Linked DNA regions of Mus musculus: region 1 is linked to region 2. The links are chromatin loops, found by intact Hi-C in ENCODE. Cell type or tissue: left cerebral cortex. All regions are shown on one strand. Links, peaks and the distances in the headings refer to the core of each region. The heading gives the core; the rest is flanking DNA.

Evidence for each region. Peaks named below come from ENCODE experiments on the same cell type or tissue, not always from the same donor. Only the 100,000 strongest peaks of a DNase experiment are listed, where the experiment ranks them.
Region 1: it touches region 2 in a loop (14-fold over the local background); 9 of 42 quality-filtered maps call a loop at or near these places.

What each region holds. Positions count from the first base shown.
Region 1 is chr11:42,061,745-42,073,110 of GRCm38, forward strand. No RefSeq gene overlaps it. Among named protein-coding and RNA genes, the nearest start is that of Gabrg2, 67 kb to the left of the region's middle. In left cerebral cortex, for the core only: a CTCF peak has its summit at 6,281; a DNase peak (open chromatin) is centred at 6,274.
Region 2 is chr11:40,922,123-40,933,488 of GRCm38, forward strand. No RefSeq gene overlaps it. Among named protein-coding and RNA genes, the nearest start is that of Ccng1, 170 kb to the left of the region's middle. In left cerebral cortex, for the core only: a CTCF peak has its summit at 5,201; DNase peaks (open chromatin) are centred at 5,225 and 6,231; H3K4me3 peaks cover 665 bases; H3K27ac peaks cover 1,148 bases.

The sequences.
Region 1 (11,366 bases), core at 1,291-9,290, 1.1 Mb after region 2:
TCTTAACTCTTAAAAGGGCAATCTTAGTTTTAGGAATTATTTTTACTCATGCTTTGAAATCTTGTTCGCTTCAAGAGGACAGGCTATTTATATATCTTCTTTTATGTCAGAAGATACTAAGGCCAGAACCTGGCATTAAATTTTATGTTAATTGCAATATAAAATATATTTATTAAGTATGTTTTCTCACAGTGAATTTGATTTTCAGAACTCAAATACAAGAGTCACAATAAAAAAATATTAGAGGATAGGCATCTACCTCCTCTTTAACCTCTTATCATAAATTGACCTTCTGAGTGTGATCACTAAGCAAACAGAATTCTTAACAAAGCTTAGACAGAATATAGGTTCTAATACTTTGCTACTAAACATATTTCACAGTCTAAAGTTTCAATGACAAAGCTGGTATCTAGTACAATATGGGGCCATCAACATTTTAGTGAGGATAAAGGGCACAGAAAATCTGATTAAAGGCAGCTTTTAAAACATCAATTTAAAAACTTTATAGGGCATAAAGCAAATGGCAGAAGAAAATTAGTCCTATGAGTACAAACCTTGGCTAAAAGGATTATGATGTATGTATATCATCAGTATTCTGAACTGGGTAGGTGTTATAAATATGAAAGAATATTGCTTCTTACAAAAAAGTAAGAATTACAAAGCGATCTGCATATCTTTAAAAGGCACTGTGAATGTCTTCCTGTGATATCTAGTCTCTAGATTCAGTATCTGCATTGTGAGTATAAAAATGTAATTCAGAACAGGGTCGAGGGAGGTAAGATCAGATATCCAGGCTGAAGATATAACTTTGAGTGAAAACCTAGGAATTGTCTCAATAGAGAGAACATATCACTCCAACCAGGAAAATATTTGAATTCTTCGGGATTTAAGTTATTGAATTTTCCAGTTGCATATCATCTTTCTTTTAGTTAAAATGTATACTGTAAACATAATAGATTTGGAACTAAGATAATAAAATATGCAAAAATGTACAATGTTGTGAACATACTGAATTTTATTTGACTCATTGAATTCCTCAGTAGTTTAGTATGTATTTATGCTGGAAAATACATGGAATTTTTAATAATGAAACCTGTTGTCTGATTGATAACTGTTGCTAGAGAGCAATACAGCTCTAAAAGGCCTTTTTAGGCAGACACACACTTTAAGACATGTGATGAGCACCCACTAACATAAGTAAACTGATTTTCTAGATTCAGATACAAATGTAGTAAGAAGCGGTTAGTGTAGTATAAATCCAATTTGCCAATGGTGTATATTAGGGTTATATTCAGGCCTGCACAAGAGCATGTATTCTTACCATGACACACACTACTTTGTTATTCAAAAATTACAAAGTTTGTTCCTTCTAATAGATAAATGTTTACTTTTTTCAATAATTTATTTATTTATTCACTTTCCATCCTGGTTGCAGCCCCCTTCTGACTAGGCCCCTCCTTACACAACCCCTCTCCCATCTCTCTCCTCTTCTTCTCTGAGGAGACCCTCTCCCCCAGTGGATACTAACCTACCCTGGATCATCAAGTTGCAACAGGACTAAGTTCATATTCTCCACCTGGGGGCCAGAGAATGCAGTTCAGTTAGGGGAACAGAATTCAAGGCAGGCAACAGAGTCAGAGACAGCCCTGATCCAATTGTTAAGGAACCTACATGAAGATCAAGCTGTAGGGATAGGTCTAGCCCATGTATGATCTTTGGTTGATGACTTAACTTCTGGGATCCCCCAAGCGTCCAGTTTATTTGTCTCTGTTGGTCTTCCTGTGGAGAACCTATAGATAAATATTTTCTAAAAAAAAAATTAAGTTTCAATGTTCTAAAGAGCATTCTTACCTTCTTGTGATAACAGTGAATAGAGAATGGTCATGAGAAGATTATTAATGAAATAAAAAAATGTAGGAAACAAAAGAAAGAGTGCACACACACATGCATGTAGACACACACACACTCACATACATACACACCTTTGACAAAACTAGATGTAGTTCAATTGTTTTCTTTTTCCAGTCTTTGTTTCAAAGCCAAAAATGGTCTAACTTACCTATAGGAGATTTGTAAGACTTATAATGATAACTAGTGAAATACAGTTTGGAAGGTGGTATGCATTATGGAGGATGGCGATTAAGTAAACAGTTGGCCATATGGCTCTTTTACTTGAATACATAAAATGAAAGTGCCTTGGAGAATTTGTCTTGTAAGAGCTTCTAGCTGATGGATTGACACATAAGTATATGGACTATATGTACACTAGAATGCTGCTCAGAAATGAAAAGAAATGGACTACAAGGGTCCCTAACAATGGTCTTATATTTCAGAAGCTTACTACGTAGCAAGAGAAGCTGCTCACCATAGATGAATGAATAGAAAGACTGACTTTAAATGCACAAATTGGGGATCATATCTCCTTATTTTATTTTAATATGAACATTTAAATGTGAACACATCTGGAAAAAGTCAATACGGCTTAATTAGAAATAATACAAAATTTCAGATAAGATTTTACTTGGAAAGCAAATTTTCAAATTTGCATTAATACTCACTATCAAATATTTATTAGACTATATATTGTGTAGAGTAATAATTATGCTCAGAAAATTTTGAAGGTCACGGGGATCTTTTACTTTTTTAATCAAACACTTTATTGAACAGGTTGTATAAAAATATCTTGCAACTATTTTATAGGTTCAGATGTAAAACAGTTTTGAACTGTGAAGATTCTGACATTTAGTTTCTATTATGAAATATTAACTGAAGAAATAGTCACATAAGCCTTTCTATCGAGTACATTCATGTAAAGAATTAGGTTTAGCTCATATCTCTAAATGGAATGTTTACATAAAATCTCTCCCCTTAGACCTCATGGAAGCCCAGGGAAGAGGAAGAGAAAGAAGGGTAGAGGAGACAGAGGACACCAGGAGAACTCAGGTGAAGTAACAGAGACTGAAGCCACACTCACAGGGCTGACACAGGACAGCATCAGTTGCTCTGTGTGTATTATATCTCTTGGCATAGTATTTTCATGGGATCCTGAATATGTGAACAGGTGTGTCCTTCTCCTTTGCCTTGTTCAACTTAGATGTGATGGGTTTTGTTTTATCTTATTTTATTTTATCTTTAAAAAAAAAAAAAAGAAAAAGGTTTACTATTTAGGTTAAAAACATTCACATTTTCACCTGATTGCTTACTTGAAAAATGACCAAATATGAGTGGATAGAAGTACTTCAGCTATCTTATTACATTAGTTAGCTTTATCACTGTAAACGTGTGTGTGTATACATAAACATATATGTATGTATATACATATACACAAACATATATACCTCATATACAGCTACATACATTTCTACACCTTCATCTACACCTATATATATCTATACCTATCTATATACATGTATGTATAAACTATATCTACATCTTCTGCATAGACAGTTTTAAATGTGGCAAATGAGGATAACATGTAGTACTTCATTATTCCCTAAAGTAATTTAGTTTTGAATTGTCTCATCACCAGGGTTAAATGAACTATTGTTCATTTAATTCAGTTTACTGGAAGTGTATAATTTTTACTTAAGCATCTATTTTTATAGCTATTTAAGCACGTATTATTTTTAAATAAATGATTTCGTAGTACTAAGCAGGAATGGTGTAGGGTAGCACTGACTGGTGATTGCAGTTTAAGGATTTGGGAGAAGGGTTACAAGTGCCTATGACATGCTTGTGGCAGGAACATCTCTCTGCCCCTGTGTTTCCTTTACACTGCAAATGTGCCGGTAGCCACACTAACACATGAGTGATGAAAATGCAGACTTCTCTATGAGCATATAGTGCTGATGTGAAATATATGCATTACAGTATAATTAGGTAGGATTATCTGCCTGATGGAAATGGGCAGAATGAACAACAAATTTTGTAGCTATTCCTACTTTATTTCAAAATATTTAAAATATTTAAAATTAGAATATGTATTATAAATAAAAATGCAAAACATTTTAAGTACAAGATGAAACTGTCCAACTTCTTAAAATAATAATTAAGATGTGTAGCACAGCCATATCATTGTCAATAATAACACCGTAAGATACAATATGAGTAATTAAGAATTGTGTTCTGGTTAGTTTGTAGCATAAAATTTTGATGAGAAAAAAAAGATGACAGAAGAGGAAAAATTATGCAATTATCAGAAGAGAAAACATCCAATTAAAATCTATTGTAGCAGAAAGTATTTTAATTAGGATTAAACTATCTACTTTTTTAGGTTAAAATAAATCTCCAATGGTATGGACAAATCTTTTAATACATTCTTTTTCTCATTCACTGCCTTTTAATATTTGTACTTTAGTTTCTCATGTACATTTTATCAAATATCCCTTAGGTGTGTGAAGTATAGATTTCCTACTACCTTGATATTTATCCATCAGGTTTTTAATCTCTATTAACCTATGACATCATTCATTGTATCAAGCAATATTCAGTATTCCTGAATATTACAGTAGTCCATTTGTCAACCTTTCCCATTACTGAGTCCTTGTGTACAACAATCAACTCTACTTATTTTGTTCCTAGTGCCTGATAGAAATACTAGATGGAGAAGAGCCAGTGGCCCTTGGAGGATGTGAAAAGTCACTAAAAACTTGTTTTCAGAGTCAGGGGTGGCAAGGAGTAATACATGGATTGTTATTGAAATTTTATTTCTAGAGACAATTGGAGAATGACTGCATTTGATAGAAGACCATGAATGGTAGATGCATGGTGGTGCCGAGCAAAACACTGAGCATTGGTGGTGACCTAAGGGTGCATTCTAAAGAGAGCAAAGAGATGGCTGGGTTGTAGTGCAGAGTGGGGCCTGTGCACGGAAGTCTTAATACAGAAGGCAAGTTAAAGATTATGGGAGACCAGTCAGAATACTTAGAGAAAACGAAGTTCTAAGGGATGGAGCTGGAAGGAAGGGCAATTTTGAGTCTTACTTAAGCAATTTGGAAAATGCTTAGTAAGAAAGAAATGACCTTGTGAATGATTTAACATAATGGCATATGGGTTTTCAAAAATGATGTCCAGATTTTATTATGGAATTTGCTATACTTGTTGCTTTGATGCTCAAAGATAAGAAGGGAAGAAAGGAATAATACAGACCACATGCATAAACAGTAATCTTCCGCCTGTGCAAACCTGAGGTTATTTTTATATTCAACCTGATTTGTATTCATTTAGGTTCTATATGCACCAAAATGGAACACAGTAGTGAAAAGCTCCTTTCTTCAATTCATTTTTCATTTGATTATTAGAATGTGGAAAAATACATGTGATATGAAGCAAAATTCAGAAATGTTCTGTCAGTTTTCTTACTCAGCAGTATCTTAGTGTGCTCTGCATTGTATTTTTGAGGTGTTATTTTGCTTGGTAAAGGATGTGTCCTTTGAGTGTGTGATTCTCAGCTGCCTGCACTTCGCTCATCATTGCCCGTTCTGTTCATTCATTTTACCTCCATCCTTGCTGGAACTTAATATTCTGCACAGGAAAAACTGAAATATTAGCAAAAGCGAAAAGAACACTAAATGAAAAGAATTAGGTACTTCTTGACACTAAAAAGGAACACCGAAATAAAAAGTATGACTTCCTTAGTTTTTCCTTCATTTTACTATTTGTTTAGTAAAATGGGACACAATTGTGTACATTTTGCATAATAAACATTTGTCCTTTGGGGAAGAGCCTGTCTTCTCCGTTAGAAGCTGTATGATCCTGGTAGATTCTTCATCTAAGTTTTAGTTACATCACTCAACATTTCAAAATGAGTAAGTACTAAAGCTAATTCTTAGAGCTGCTTCAATTACATGTGTATATATCTATTTATTGTCTTACATGAAAATCAGCAGGGCATTATACTGGAGAAACTCTGCTTTGCCTAGTTCCGTCATTACTGCCTTATTTCCTGCCTCTAACCAGAGTCTTTAGCGTCCTCTGTTAGAGCAGTCCATATAAACTAGATTGACAAGGTTTCATTCTTGGTTGTGTAAAACGAGTTCCCAGGAAGAAGCACTAAGCATGCTTCTACAGAGATAAAACATATCCTGAACTGTAAGATACATACTAAAAAACGATTTAAGAAAAAAAATCGACACCATGCTGTGACACAGCGAGAGAAAGGACAGAAAATGTGTGTGTTCTGGCTTTTAAAGTTCAATACACTTTAAAGAGCTGTGTAAATGACTAGCTTGTAGTTTGCCAAGAGAAACCCAGCTAGGCGAAACACTGTCAGAGCTCCCCCTGATGGAGGTAATGAGGAAGGAAGGCAGTTTGGTCCTCAGGTTCTCCTAAAATCTGAATAAAGAGTAAATAGTAAAAGCTTAACAGCTTCACCATTCACAGTCGGTGCAATGGTTCCCAACAAGACAAACTTTTTTTGACACTGGAAAAAATAACTCCAATTATACCATTGAGAAAAGGTGCTGTTTCCCTCTGATGGTAAAGCCACACTTTTAATAGGAACAGAGCTGGAAAAAATAAAATAAAATAAAATAAAGAATGGGACTTAACATAATTGTGGACATTTTTTTCCCAATTCAGTTAGCCTGAGGCAACTGATAAATAAAACATTCTTTTGCAAAGAATAAGAGGATGATATTTTAACTGGTCTGTCAAATTCATTGTGGGCTCATAATCCTATCCAACTTTGGGTATAATGTATCCTACACACCTTTACATGGTGTTCTGTTAGGAAGGGGAGGCTAGCAATTAAGTGAAGATATTGAACAAATAGAGCCATTAGTGTTGGCTGTGAATAGAATGGAATAGCAACATTTTCAGCTTAGATGTCTGATTATTTAGACACATTTGGATCTGTGCTTCTCTTTTGAAGAAGAAAAGTCATCTTGAAATATGTCCTAAAATAAATAGAAGAAAAATAAAAATATTTCCTTGGAATGTTTCTAAATGATTTCTGCTGTAAGATATACATCTTACAGCAAAAGGACACTTTAAAAAGGGAGCATTTGTAGTTTGTGTGTGAAAAAAGAAACAATTTACTCAAACTAGCATACAAATTACTGGGGTTTTTGTAATGTTTAAATATTCAAGGGAAGAAAGTTGGTTCCCAAGAGGAAACCAAAGGAGTACTATAATTTAGGAGACAGGACTTCATCAGGGACTATGGAATGTTGCACAGAGTTAATCCATTTCTTAGCTGTAAGTAACCTTGAAAAGGATTCATTGTCTCATTGGTACTAACTCAGGATGAGGAGGTTTTCCTCAAAGGGAGAAAACAACTACATACACAAAATTGAGACAGTAAGTGTTCTTTTTTTTTTATGAGATACTTTCTTCATTTACATTTGAAATGCTATCCCCAAAGTCCCCTATACCCTCCACCATGCCTGTACCCCAACCCACCCACTCTTGCTTCCTGGTCCTGCAACTCCCCCTGGACTGGGGCATATGATCTTCCGAAGACCAAGGGCCTCTCCTCCAATTGATGGCCTACTAGGCTATCCTCTGCTATATATGTAACTAGGGACACAGGTCTGGGGGTACTGGTTAGTTCATATTATTGTTCCTCCTATAGGGTTGCAGACCCCTTTAGCTCCTTGGGTACTTTCTCTAGCTCCTTCATTTGGGGCCCTGTGTTCCACCCAATAGATGACTGTGAGCACCCACTTCTGTATTTGCCAGGCACTGGCATAAGCCTCACAAGAGAGAGCTTTATCAGGGTCCTGTCAGCAAAATTTTTCTGACATGTGCAATAGTGTCCGGGTTTGGTGGTTGTTTATGGAATGGATCCCTAGGTGGGGCAGTCTCTGGATGGTCCTTCCTTCCATCTCAGCTCCAAACACTGTCTCTGTAACTCCTTCCATGGGTATTTTGTTCCCCACTCTAAAAAGGAAAAAGACCACTTTGGTCTTCCTTCTTCTTGAGTTTCATGTGTTTTGCAAATTGTATCTTGGGTATTCTAAGTTTCTGGACTAATATCCACTTACCAGTGAGTGCATATCATGTGTGTTCTTATGTGATTCGGTTACCTCACTCATAATGATAGCCTCCAGATTCACCTCTTTGACTAAGAATTTCATAAATTCCTTGTTTTTAATAGCTGAGTAGTACTCCATTGTGTAAATGTACCACATTTTCTGTATCCATTTCTTTGTTGAGGGACATCTGGATTCTTTCCACCTTCTGGCTTTTATAAATAAGGCTGCTATGAACATAGTGGAGCATGAGCCCATATATCCAGTTGGAACATCTTCGGGGTATATGCCCAGGAGAGGTATTGCTGGATCTTCGAGTAGTACTATGTCCAATTTTCTGAGGAACTTCCAGAGTGGTTGTACAAGCCTGCAATCCCACCAGCAATGGAGGAGTGTTCCTCTTTCTCCACATCCTCGCCTGCATCTGCTGTCACCTGAATTTTTTATCTTAGCCATTCTGACTGGTGTAAGGTGGAATCTCAGGGTTGTTTTGATTTGCATTTCCCTGATGATTAAGGATGTTGAGCATTTTTTCAGGTGCTTCTCAGCGATTTGGTATTCCTCAGTCGAGAATTCTTTGTTTAGCTCTGTACCCCATTTTTAATAGGTTTATTTGATTTTTTTGTAGTCCACACTCTTGAGTTCTTTATATAGATTGGATATTAGTCCCCTATTATATTTAGGATTGGTAAAGATAGTTTCCCAATCTGTTTGTGGCCTTTTTTGTCTTATTGACAGTGTCTTTTGCCTTATTGCTTTGCAATTTTAAGAGGTCCCATTTGTCAATTCTCAATCTTACAGCACAAGCCATTGTTGTTCTGTTCAGGAATTTTTCCCCTATGCCCCTACCTTCAAGTCTCTTCCCCACTTTCTCCTCTATAAGTTTCAGTGTCTCTGGTTTTATGTGGAGTTCCTTGATCTACTTAGACTTGAGCTTTGTACAAGGAGATAAGAATGGATCAATTTGCATTCTTCTACATGATAACCTCCAGTTGAGCCAGCACCACTTGTTGAAAATGCTGTCTTTTTTCCACTGGATGGTTTTAGCTCCTTTGTCAAAGATCAAGTGACCATAGGTGTGGGCTCATTTCTGGGTCTTCAATTCTGTTCCATTAATCTACCTGTCTGTCGCTGTACCAGTACCATGCAGTTTTTATCACAATTGCTCTGTAGTACAGCTTGAGGTCAGGCATGATGATTCCACCAGAGGTTCTTTTATTGTTGAAAATAGTTTTTGCTATCCTAGGCTTTTTGTTATTACAGATGAATTTGCAAATTGCCCTTCTAACTCTGAAGAATTGAGTTGGAATTTTGATGGGGATTGCTTTGAATCTGTTGATTGCCTTCAGCAAGATAGCCATTTTGACTATATTAATCCTGCCAATCAATGAGAATGGGAGATCTTTCCATCTTCTGAGATCTACTTAGATTTCTTTCTTCAGACACTTGAAGTTCTTATCATATAGATCTTTCATTTCCTTAGAGTCACACCAATGCATTTTATATTATTTGTGACTATTATGAAGGGTGTTGTTTCCCTAATTTCTTTCTCTGCCTGTTTATCCTTTGTGTAGAAAAAGGCCACTGATTTGTTTGAGTTAATTTTATATCCAGCTACTTCACTGAAGCTGTTTATCAGGTTTAGGTGTTCTCTGATGGATTTTTTAGGATCACTTATATATACTATCATATAAACTGCAAAAAAGTGATATTTTGACTTCTTCCCTTCCAATTTGTATCCCTTTGACCTCCTTTTGTTGTCTAATGTTCTGGCTAGGATTTCGAGTACTATATTGAATAGGTAGGGAGAAAGTGGACAGACAGCCTTGTCTAGTCCCTGATTTTAATGGGATTGCTTCCAGCTTCTCTCCGTTTACTTTGATGTTGGCAACTGGTTTGTTGTAGATTGCTTTTATTATGTTTAGGTATGGGCCTTGAATTCCTGATCTTTCCCAGACTTTTATCATGAAGGGGTGTTGGATTTTGTCAAATGCTTTCTCCAGGTCTAACAAGATGATCATGTGTTTTTCGTCCTTGAGTTTGTTTATATAGTGGATTATGTTGATGGATTTCTGTATATTAAACCATCCCTCCATCCCTGGAATGAAGCCTGCTTGATCATGATGTATGAACATTTTGATGTGTTCTCAGATTTGGTTACTCAGAATTTTATTGAGGAATTTTGCATTGATATTCATAAGGGAAATTGGTCTGAAGTTCTCTTTCATTGTTGGGGCTTTATGTGGTTTAGGTATCAGAGTAATTGTTGCTTCATAGAATGAATTGGGTAGAGTACCTTATTTTTCTATTTTGTGGAATAGAGGAAAATTGGATTTAGGTCTTTGAAGGTCTGATAGAACTCTGCACTAAACCCATCTGGCTCTGGGCTTTTTTTGGTTTGTTCTGTTGTTTTTTCTCTCTTTCATTTCTGATTTTGTTAATTAGGACACTCTCCCTGTACCCTCTAGTGAATCTGGCTAAGGGCTTATCTATCTTGTTGATTTTCTCAAAGAACTAGCTCCTCATTTGGTTGATTCTTTGAATAGTTCTTTTTGTTTCTACTTGGTTGATATCAGCCCAGAATTTGATTATTTCCTGCTGTCTCCTCCTCTTGGGTGAATTTGCTTCCTTTTGATCTAAAGCTTCTAGGTGTGATGTCAAGCTGTTACTGTGTGCTCTCTAGTTTCTTTTTGGAGGCACTCAGAGCTATGAGTTTTCCTCTTAGGACTGCTTTCATTGTGTCCCATACTTTGGGTATGTTGTGGCTTCGTTTTCATAAAACTCTAATAAGTCTTTAATTTCTTTATTTCTTCCTTGGCCAAGGTATCATTGAGTAAAGTATTGTTCAGCTTCCTTGTGAATGTTGGCTTTCTATTATTTATGTTGTTATTGAATATCAGCCTTAGTCAGTGATGATCTGATAGGATGCATGGGATAATTTCAATATCTTTGTATCTGCTGAGGCCTGTTTTGAGACCAATTATATGGTCAATTTTGGAGAAGGTACCCTGAGGTGATGAGAAGAAGGTATATCCTTTTGTTTTAGGATAGAACCTTCTGTAGATATCTGTTAAAGCCATTTGTTTCATAACTTCTGTTAGTTTCACTGTGTCTCTGTTTCATTTCTGTTTCCAGGATCTGTCCTTTGATGAGAGTGGAGTGTTGAAGTCTCTAATTATTATTGTGTGAGGTGCAATGTGTGGTTTAAGCTTTATTATAGTTTCTTTAATGAATGTGGTTGCCCCTTCATTTGGAGCATAGATATTCAGAATTGAGAGTTCATCTCAGAAGATTTTATCTTTGATGAGTATGAAGTGCCCCTCCTTGTCTATTTTGATAACTTTGGGTTGGAAGTTGATTTTATTGTATATGAGAATAGCTACTCCAGCTTTT
Region 2 (11,366 bases), core at 1,139-9,138:
TATCTGAAGTATTGGCAGTTTTAAAATCATTGCTGGCATCTTACCAATATGCTATAATTTAATTTACGATCTGGCATGTGATGAAGCTGATTGCTATTAGCTATTTAAGAAAACATTTGAGTTTTTCATAATTGCTCTCCAGCAAAATTTTGAGAAAGTTAAGTAGTAATTAATATTGTAGGAAGAAAGTGTGTTGTCAAGGAAGGAATTGAATATAGATCTCCGATTTAGATGGATTACATAAAATGGTCCTTCCCCTGCTCTGGAAAATAATGCTGGAAAGAGCCCATTTATGATTTTTCATTTTGAGAGGAGTTGGCTGACAAACAACACCCCTAACTTAAGACCAAATGAATTAGACATAGACACTCAGACTTACATATATGCACATGGGTGTGCTCACATCACACTCAAATGCACACACTCATAAAGGTATACTTACGTTCACAATATGCTCACACACAGTCACACACACAGTGAAAACAAGGATGGAGAGTAGAGCTTGGCTTCATGAATCACTGATGCATGGGACTGGAGATGGTCAGCATTCAGAAAGCTGCTTTCTCTCTTCTGGTCCGTCTATACTCCACATATTCTCTCTTCCAAAATTTTCCTATGCCTCTGAACTCTCTCTTTGTCTTATTAGTCTCATGGTCACAAATGACCTCTTTTAGCTTCTAATTTAACTCCTAAGACTAATTAGCGTGTTTTATATTGAAAACTACTCTGGATTTTCATGTTGGTTCACCCAATAAGCAGGCAGAGAAGGACAATCAATTTTAACCATGATGGAGAAGTTGAATATTTGGGAGAAGTTAATTTCCAGAAAGAAGGAAAAGCCAGGAAGATACTAAACAAAACAAACAAACAAACAAACCCAAAAAACAAAACCAAAAATCACCAACAAAACATAACAAAAACCTGCAGTAGTTAACTGATCTCTGAGCCATCTCTAATTGACTGAGCTATGAACTGGGAGCACAATTGAATAGTTTATGTATATCTTTTCTTCTAAAAATGGCTTTGAGTTACTTTAGGAGGTAACAGTTTTGCTTTACATTTCTTTGGGAAGAAATTCTTGCTAATAACAATTGGATCTCTCATTTGAAAAAAAAAAAAAAACCACCTATATAGATGTGGTGTCTTCAAAACTGGACATGAAATCAAAAGGCATGGTCATGAATTTCATTTCTTTCAAATGAAACAATGAATCTGAGCAATTATATGTCATTCTGAGGTGCTATTTTACCATTACAAATACAGCAGCACGCATCATTCTATGGAGCTTGTATCCATTTCTTGTTTTCACCGAAACAAGTTTTTATTAAGAATTTTGGGTCTATCATTTCCTTAAGGTTTTGCACAGTTCAGGCTGGCCTGGAGCTCACTGTACAGTCAAGAATGAGCCCAGACTTTCTTTTTTAGCACATTTTTTTTATTAGATATTTTCTTTATATATATTCCAAATTTCAAATGCTATCCCAAAAGTTCCCTATACCCTCCCCCCACCCTGCTCCCTTACCCACCCACTCCCACTTCTTGGCCCTGGCATTCCCCTGTACTGGGGCATATAAAGTTTGCAATACCAAGGGTCCTCTCTTTTCAGTGATGGCTGACTAGGCCACCTTCTGCTACATATGCAGCTAGAGACACGTGCTCTGGGGGTACTGGTTAGTTCATATTGTTGTTCCACCTATAGGGTTGCAGGCCCCTTCAGCTCCTTGGGTGCTTTCTCTGGCTTCTCCATTGGGGGCCCTGTGTTCCATTTTATAGATGACTGTGAGCATTGACTTCTGTATTTGCCAGACACTGGCATAGTCTCATACGAGACAACTATACCAGGGTCTAATGGTCATATCTGCTCCTTCTATGAGCTCAGATTACAGGCCCTATTTTATGTGGTGCTGGGGATGGAACGCAAGGTATCATCTATATAAGGGATGTGGACTACTGACTGAGCCACATCTCCAACTCCTGAAGCACTTATTATTAATCTATTTTAACTGAAATATGGTATGTGAGAGTGTGTTTAGATTTTCACATAGGGAGAGCAGAGAAGGCAGAGATCAAGTGAGCGTGCATATTTACGTTGGAACTATAATCATAGTTTTACTGGAGACTTAGGAATAACAATGTTCCACATTCATTCTTTTGGGATAGCAAATGTCTTATGCTTGGGCCAAGAGGAGAAACAAAGATTTCTAGAAGCTGAGATGATGAACAAACACTCAGTGGGAACAAAAAGCCTAAGCTGTCCTAGTTTTCCTGCGATGAAAAGAATGTTTGTGTTTGTACATTTTTCTTTTTTTTCATAATTTGTTGTTTTATTCACATTAGGTCTCAATTGCAGCCTCTCTCCCTCCCTTTCTTCCCAGTCTTGTTCTTACAAATCCCTCTCTCCATTTCTCCTTCCCCTAGCCCCATCTTGGATACCAGGTCACCTTGGGACATCTAGTCCCAGAAGGACTAAGCACATCCTCTCTTACCGAGGCACAACCTGGAAGTCCAGATAGGGTAAGGGAATAGAATGACAGGCAACAGAGTCAGAGGCAACCCCTACATTCCAGTTGTTAGGAGAATCACATGAAGACCAAGCTGGACATCTGCTACAAATGTGTGGGGGCCTAGGTCTAGCCCCTGCATACTCTTTGGTTGGTGGTTCAGTCTCTGTGATCCCCATGGGCCCAGGTAAGTTGACTCTGTAGGTGTTCTCATGTTGTCCTCAATTCTCCTGTTCACTCAGTTCTATCCCCCACCCTTCCACAAGACTCCCTGAGCTCCCCCAGATATTTCTCCGTGGATCTGCACCCTGTTTCCATCCATTGCTGGATGAAGACTCTCAGGAGGTGGTCATGCCAGGCTCCTGTCTGCAAGCTTGACAGAGTTGATATATATATATATATATATATATGAAATTAGATATTTTCTTTATTTAATGCAGCAGCTCTAATACAGAGAACCGTTTGGTGTTTTCTCTTTTCAACTTATTAAAAAAATAGTGCCTAGAAATGCTGAGTACTTGACCTAGGTTAACCAGCAGGCTGTAGTGAAGCTGGGGTTTGAATGCAGCTGTGTCTCACTTAAGAGCTTGTCTAACACCTTCAGCAGTCTTCCCACTTGCTCTCCAATACGGTGGTCCCCAGCCTTTGTGAAATTGTTCTTAGTTCTTAGAGATCTACCCTAGCATGCCCATGCTGCATTTTCATGCAATATAATGTCTGTTAAATAGAAATACTCAAATATTTATTTTGAATTGGATGTGTCCATGCAGAATTAATAGAAGGCTTGCTGTATAGGGCATAGTTGTAGGTATTAAGAGTTTTGATTTTAGTTCCGCCGACATAACTCTGTGTTCATCTATCTCCCTTATTTTATCTGTTTGTCTGTCTGTCTGTCTGTCTGTCTTCTATCATCCACTCATGGAGTTATTGTAGCCCAGATTTGCCTCAAATTCATGATTCTCCTTCTTCAAGGTTTTGAGTGCTGAGTTTACAGGTGTGTGCCTCCAGGCTGAATTTACTAGATTTACTTGTATTTTGTCTTCTCAACAACAAAGCAAGGGCTCATTAAAGAACCAAACCGTTGGATCACTGTGAAGAATAGAAGATATTTTGTGAATGTTATGAAGCTCAGCCAGAAGAAATTACCCTGAGCTTCAAATATTTACTCCTTTAAAAGAGTCTGTAGATACATAAGGACCATGAAAACTCTGGGTCATAAAAATTGAACTTTATTTGAATTCTTGCTCTCTTAGAGTAGTAATCCCCTCTTTCTTACCAGTTTTGATACAAAAGCCACAGCTCTCATCTAAAAGAGAAAAGCTAGTTTATTTGAAGCCATTCTTAGTGACCACATCCCAGGAACATAGATTTAGGTTGCCAGTTGTCATATTCTAATGGGAAAGGAGTTTTATAGATTCACAGAGCAAAGAAAGACACAAATTCAAACAAGTTTAAAATAAATTGGTGGATATATCAGAGAGGTGGTGAGAGTCAGATGGGGGAAACCTTTTCTATACCCCCAGGATGTTACCTGATAACATTCTTAGTTTTTGGGTCAGTGCACACCAGTAGTACTTTTAGTTAATTAATTCCAAATGTTTCTATTTATTAGTTACAAGATGTTAGTTATGACACAAAGGTGGACAAAAACTGCTAACCCAAGATGTGATAACTAGCTTTTGGATCTTCAACATCCCAAACTCTGTACAGGTTGCAATTCTAATCTCTAATCTCTGTCAACAATTCCAGTAATTTTCGTTCACAGTAGTGAGAGGCACAAAACTCACATTTCTCTATGGCGTCTTTTGTTAGAGGTATGTCTGGGGCCCCAACAAAGGAAAAAAGGAAAAAAAACACTATTATAAGGTGAATAGAAAACTGTAAGTTTTAATGTGTAAGTTTAATTTCCCATTAGGAAGAAAAAAAAATCTCTAAACACATCTAAACATTTTAGTTACTGTTCTCAAGTATAACCCCACAAGATATGTTTAATAGAAAACATGGAGTCATTCATTTTGAGATTAACTAAATAAACTGTTTAATTTAAGTGGGAATTCAATTTGGGGGTTTAATTCTGTGGAATTATGGGACTAATTTTCTGTGTTTTTCTTTTCTTTTTTGTCTGTTGTATTCCATACCAGTGCCTCTTGGAAAATTAATCTTTAACCTTTAAGCAATGCCTTTTAATAGAGCTGAGAATCATTTCCATTTGTCAAGGTAGAATATTTCTTCCAAGAATAATTCCATTCAATATACTTATTGAAACTGTCAAAAAAAAAAAAAAAAAAAAAACAAAACCTACTGGCAGTTTATCAACAGGTATGTTAGGTAAGAAATAACATTTCCTTCACTACAAAACAATAGTAAATATCATAGGAGAAATGGAATGAAAAGCTTATCAGCTAGTGCTGCAGCTAAATAACACAAGAGCAGACAGGAGTCCTGAAGACATGAAAGACCATGAGGTAGTTTAAGCAACCAGTTTACTTGAGTTATTTATAGTCAGTCTTGCACACTTTAAGATTATCTGGCTTACTGTGCATAGTAGATAAGTGTCTGGCCCATATTATTTGTAAAAAACAAAACAAAACCAAAGACTGTAGGATTTGCATTTCGTGAAATAAAACCATTCCAGATCTGTCTCCTTAGAACTCAAAGGAATGGTTTTGAATGGTTCCTTTTCCGTTGCGACTGAAGGTGGAGCCCTTGAGCTGCGTCCCAGAGCTGGCCTCAGCAGGAGGATTTTCATACAAGCTTTTGTAGTTCGCAAAAGGACACGGAGCAATTTAAGCAAGAGGAAAAAAAGGAGTCGCTTTTCATCCAACTTGCTGGCTTGCCACCTCGCATAGCTTGTGGTGGAGCCTAGGTAAATGGAAATTAACGGGATATGATAAACTCGGCCAGGAGCCCCGTTGAGGTTTGGAAGTCGAGCTCTTTCCTTTTCATTATCTTGTAGTTTGGGTTTTAGGAGGGATGATAGAGGGGGAATGTTTTACTTTATCTGTTCTCCCTTGGATTCAAATCTCTACCCAGCCTCAGATTTATCATATGTATAACGAGTGATATCTTTTGCTGTTTTCTGTTATGTTTTAGCATTCTTTAGGTTTAAGGAATAATTAAAGTGTTTTCCACCCAGATCAGCTTCGAAATGGAAAAGACAAGAGGTATCAGAAGAGCAGCTGTACCCAGAAATTCACAAGTTTTACTTCATTTTCATTCCATTTAGAACCCCCTGAAGGTCATGGCCAACAACATTTAGTAATGTATGCACATATTGAAGTGAAGAGGTGGGTTTTGATCCTGTATCAGCTTAACTCCAACTTGTGTGCCATTTCCATTGTAATCAAAGCTTTGCATACATTTGTAAGAAATAACACAGAAAACAGATTTTATTTTATTTTTTTGAGATAAATGCAGAGTCTGAATTAAAAAGCACATTGCATGAATTTTAATTTCATCGAAATGTTATTTTTTGCTTATTGGTATGGCAGAAAAGAGCATGATGTTGCATAACTAACTTCTCCTGGGGAATCTTTCTTTGATTACCTCAGATATAAAAGCTTTGGACCAAACAAACAAACAAACAAACAAACAAACAAGAAGTCAGTTTAAGTCCAGCTTACAAACGTTGGGGTAGCTCTGCCAGTTGCTTTAGTAAATGCCCTTCCCTTAAGTGAGCGAGATTCACATGGACTGTGTTAGAGGAGTTCCCAGAGCAACTTGCAGGCAGCTACCCGAGGAGTTGCAATGGGTACTGCACAGATAGCATCCAGGAGCTGTGCTCTGAGTCCTAGTTGTTAAGGAGTCTCATGAACCTTTCCTCTGCCCAAGAGGGAAGTTTTCAGTGCAGAGAAACAGCTACACAACGACATCATCTTGACAAAACTATTGCTGAAAACGCAGTGTTGGGCTATGTGGGGCTCTCCGCTACATTTCACATTGTTCAGACACGTTCTTGTATTATTTATACTATTATTTCAAATTAATTGGCTTGGTGTTCTTTCTCTTCTTTTGATATAGTTTTTCTGTTTTATTATGTGTATCTTCCCCAATTTGAAAGAATAGAAAGGTTTTCAAATGATTTCTTTAAAAATAATCACACACACACACACACACACACACACACACACACACACACACGGGTGGGGGTGGGGACAGTTGACCCCACTTGTAAAAGTAACTTTTATTTACCAGATGTAATTGTCATCTCGGAGGCTTACTGCTATCAGTATCCATTTAAGTTTACGTAACATCTACTTTTACATACATCTCATCGAAAGGACAGACTGGCTGGCAACTCACTTAACAGTGAGTAGCTGTATCATCTGTAGTACTTATTTTTGTTGAAATCTCATCTTTGAGTATACAAGAGTATCAGCTTCCAAGATTAAATAAGTTTGTTAGTTTATTGGTATTGAGTAAGATCTTGAGAACAATGTAAAATTGTGAGAGCAGACAACCACTGTTTTTTGTTTTCTGTATCATTTTCTAATGTTAAGCCACATCTGTGTTACTGGAGCCTCACCCATTGGTAATTATTTTAATATTTTGCTGGACTAATTTAGCTAATGATTCTTCCTTTCATCACCACAAATGAGACTGTTTAAATTTTCTTTTATTACACTCTAATTTATTTTCATAACAAAATTATTATTGTCTCATAAAATGAAACTTCAAGTTCTTAATCTGTTTCTGGGTTGGGAATTGTTTACAATAAAAAAATGAATGGTACCTTGAAGGTTTGGGTAAATGTGTTTCTGAAACATGGCTGGTGCATGAATTTCTAATTCAATTTTTTAGCAATTAGTTTATTGCAAGTTCTTAAGTGTGAACATAAGGCTTATAAAACACACTGTAGGATAATAGAGATTTTTCACATTATTTACTGAGATGGTTTTACTTTTTCTTTGAATATAGTGAGTTGTTATTATTGATTTTTAAATGTTAAACTAACATTGTTTAGCTCTAATAAACCCCCTTTTTTTTAACCAATAATGTATTCCTATGGATTGAGAGTAATTTGATTTTTTAAAGAGACAGTTCTATAATATTTTTTTTTCCATTTTTTATTAGGTTCTATAATATTTTGAGGAATCTTTTGAGGGTATTTTTTTAAATCTTATTTTTCAAGTTTTGCTGGTGTAATTATGTAAATCTCATAGCATATTTAAAAATACATGTACTCTTTTTGTTGTAAAGTTCATTTAAGATTTATGCTGCCTTTTCCTTGACTCTGCATAGATTGAATTAATGAATTCTGCTTGAATCCAGAGTTTGGGATGACACACAATGACTTTTTAATTTTCTTTTCAAGACAGGGCCTCACTATGTTGCCTTGGCAGGCCTGGATCTCCCTATATAGACCAGGTTGGCATCAAACTCATAAAACTTTTTCTGCCTCTGCCTCCTGAATGCTTGGAATGAAAGGAGTGTGCTACCATACTCGGTGTTAATTCTTTAATAAGTATGTTTATATTTTTCTGCTTCACATTATTTTATTTATACATGATTATTTTCTAGGAATTTACTTATTTAATCTCAGCTATTGTATTAGCTACCTCAAACTTATTAGTATTAGTAATATCACTTTTAAAATGTATTGTTGACATTCATTTTTACACAGATGTGAAAAATTTCTAATGAAACACACATATATTTGAACAATATTTTAAAACTTATTTTTTGTTGAAATAAAGGGTTTTTAAATATATATATATTAGTGTAGTTTTTCTTTTGGGAGGATGTTGAGACCAAGTCTTACCACCTAGCCTAGGATGGTCTTAATGTCATAATCCTCCTGCCTCAGCCTCCTGATTACTGAAAGTAGAGTTGCGTGCTGCACATATTGTAGTACAATTTTGATTTGCCATAAGTTTGTGGAAATTTTTAAGAATTCCCTTCTGTCCCTCCTCCAGGTTTGTGTGTGTGTGTTTGACATCGTATAGCATTCTGATACATTTATTCAACATTTGTCCCTAATTATTGCCTGTCCTCTACACTTTCCAGAATCTCTCCCAGAATGTCAGTCAATCTGCCATGAGCCTCCTTGCTCTGCAGCATTTTCCTGGATGGCCTTAGAACTTGGAGGTCATTTTGTTGTTGGTTTTTACGTTTGGGTTTATTGCCCATCTCATAATTAGCATATGATTTCTGAAGGATCAACATAGACATGAAATCCATCCTCATTACATCACATCGAAAGGACAGACTGGCACCTAACTTATCTGTGATTAGTCGTGTCATTTGACTCAACTGATTAGTCCTCCCTGTCAAGAGCTTCAATGTCAAGTTGCTCTTTTATATTTTTTCATACACATATTCTCTGGAAATAAGTTATTAACTGGATCTCATATTTAAGAGATGGGGCATGATTTTATTATAGGGAGGGGCAGTACTTAGCTAAACTATTTGGAATTCTCTATAGGAAATGTGTCCTTCATGGAAAGTTGTTTGCTGAGCCATCTCATTGGCCCTCTCTTTCCTTCTTTTATAGAACATGTTTGGAACCTTGAGAGATGGGTTACTGGTTAGGAGTATTTGGTTCTTCATTCTCAGTGCTGCTAAAACTAACAGACTAAAGGGATGAGCCTTCTTCTGGCCATGGTGGGTAGATGCAGTTACAATCACATCATCTTAGGGTTCCATTGCTGCAAAGAGACACCATGACCAGGACAACTACTATTGAGGCAAATATTTAGGTAAATATTTTATTGGACCTGACTTACAGTTTCAGAGGTTTGGTCCATTATCATCATGATGGGAAGCATGACACTGTGCAGCCAGACTTGGTTCTGGAGGAGCCAAAAGTTCTAAATCTGAAGGCAGCCAAGAGGAGACACACTGCCTCCAACAAGACCACATCTTCTAATAGTGTGACTGACTCCCCATGGGCCAAGCACATAAATTTGTGAGTCTGTGGGGCCATTCCTTTTCAAACCACTACAGAATACACACATATACTCACACATGCACATACATACATACATTTTTAATCTAAACAAAAAATTTAAATCATAAAGTAACAATTTATGGCTATTGTGATGGTTTGAATGATATTAGTCCCCACAGGCTCATATATTTGCATACTTGTTTTCCAGTTGGTGAAATATTTGGAAGGATTATGGTGTGTAGCCTTGTTGGAGTAGGTGGCGATAATTGACTAAGCCTCTGATACTGTAAGGAAGCCCCAAACTAAATGTTTTCCTTTATAAAAGGTGCTTTGGTCATGATATCTCTTCACATCATTGGAACAATTACTAAGACAATTATACTATATTGTTATTGGGTAACATGACCAAGTGTTCTCTATTTGTATATAATGGCTTCAACAGGGGGAAAGGAATTCTTGGAATATGAATATTTTTGAAAATGTTTTGTGAATATGTAAAATGATCATATATTTCCTATTTCTTTTTTATTTTTTACTAGGTATTTATTTCATTTACATTTACAATGCTATCCCAAAAGTCCGCCACACGCTCCCCCATCCACTTCCCCAACCACCCACTCCCACTTCTTGGCCCTGGCATTCTCCCGTACTGAGGCATATAAAGTTTGCATGACCAATGGGCCTCTGTCCACTGATGGCCGACTAGGCCATCTTCTGATATATATGCAGCTAGAGACACGAGCTCCGGGGGATACTGGTTAGTTCATATTGTTGTTTCACCTATAGGGTTACAGATCCCCATGGAAGGAGTTACAGAGACAAAGTTTGGAGCTGAGCCGAAAGGATGGACCATCTAGAGACTGCCATATCCAGAGATCCATCCCATAATCAGCTTCCAAACGCTGACACCATTGCATACACTAGCAAGATTTTGCTGAGAGGACCCAGATATAGCTGTCTCTTGTGAGACTATGCCAGGGCCTAGCAAACACAGAAGTGGATGCTCACAGTCAGCTATTGGACGGATTACAGGGCCCCAAATGGAGGAGCTAGAGAAAGTAACCAAGGAGCTAAAGGGATATTTCCTATTTCTTATGTATAAGAAGTTTATTGTTATTTGAGTATTTTATGACCTGTTGCATTATTTCATTACTTGATCAGTCAGTCAGTCATAAGGTATGTAATATGTCGATTTAATAATGTTTCTGATTTTTCTTTATGTTTTTCCATATTCTCATTTATATATTTTAATTTTGTATTAATAGGAGCATGCTTTTTTTTTTTTTTACAATAGGAGCATATTTCTTTCTGCACACGTTTATGTACAATGTAAACTTGGTGACTATGAAGCTCACGTTTATTTATAACTCCTGACTTTAGTTCTACATTGTCTAATATTTTTGCTGCCATTCTTTCTGTTCTCAAATATCTTATGTTTGATTCCCTTTCCAAATGTAGACAGAAAGATGAAGCTGATTAATAAAATATCTATGCCTTATGGTCCCTTAGCAGTCTTGTTTGCCTGTTTAAGCCAACTCTTTGTAAGTAATCTATCCAAGAGTACTGATTATTTTCTCCTTGGCTTGAATAAATGGGAGATAAGTAGTAATTCTCCGTACTTGTATCAAATCCCTTGGATTTCAAGTGAAATTGGGAAAATTGTCATGGAACTATTGTTCCAGCAATGGGGAAGCTGAGGCAGGATAAGAGTGAATTTGAGCTCAGTATGGGGAATCATAATATAACCTTGCCATACATATAGAAAATAATAGCTTTATTCTGAGAATAAAATAATTTATTACATTAGTAACAGTGAACAATAGGAATAGCAAAACACTGTGAGAGTATGTTAAACACACTGCTGCTCTTGTGAGGTAGCTACTATTATTTAATTTTTACAGGTAATAAGATATTTAGAAAGAGTTGCAGGCATTTACTTAAGAACTGTCAAAGCTGTGTAGGTACACATAGGAACT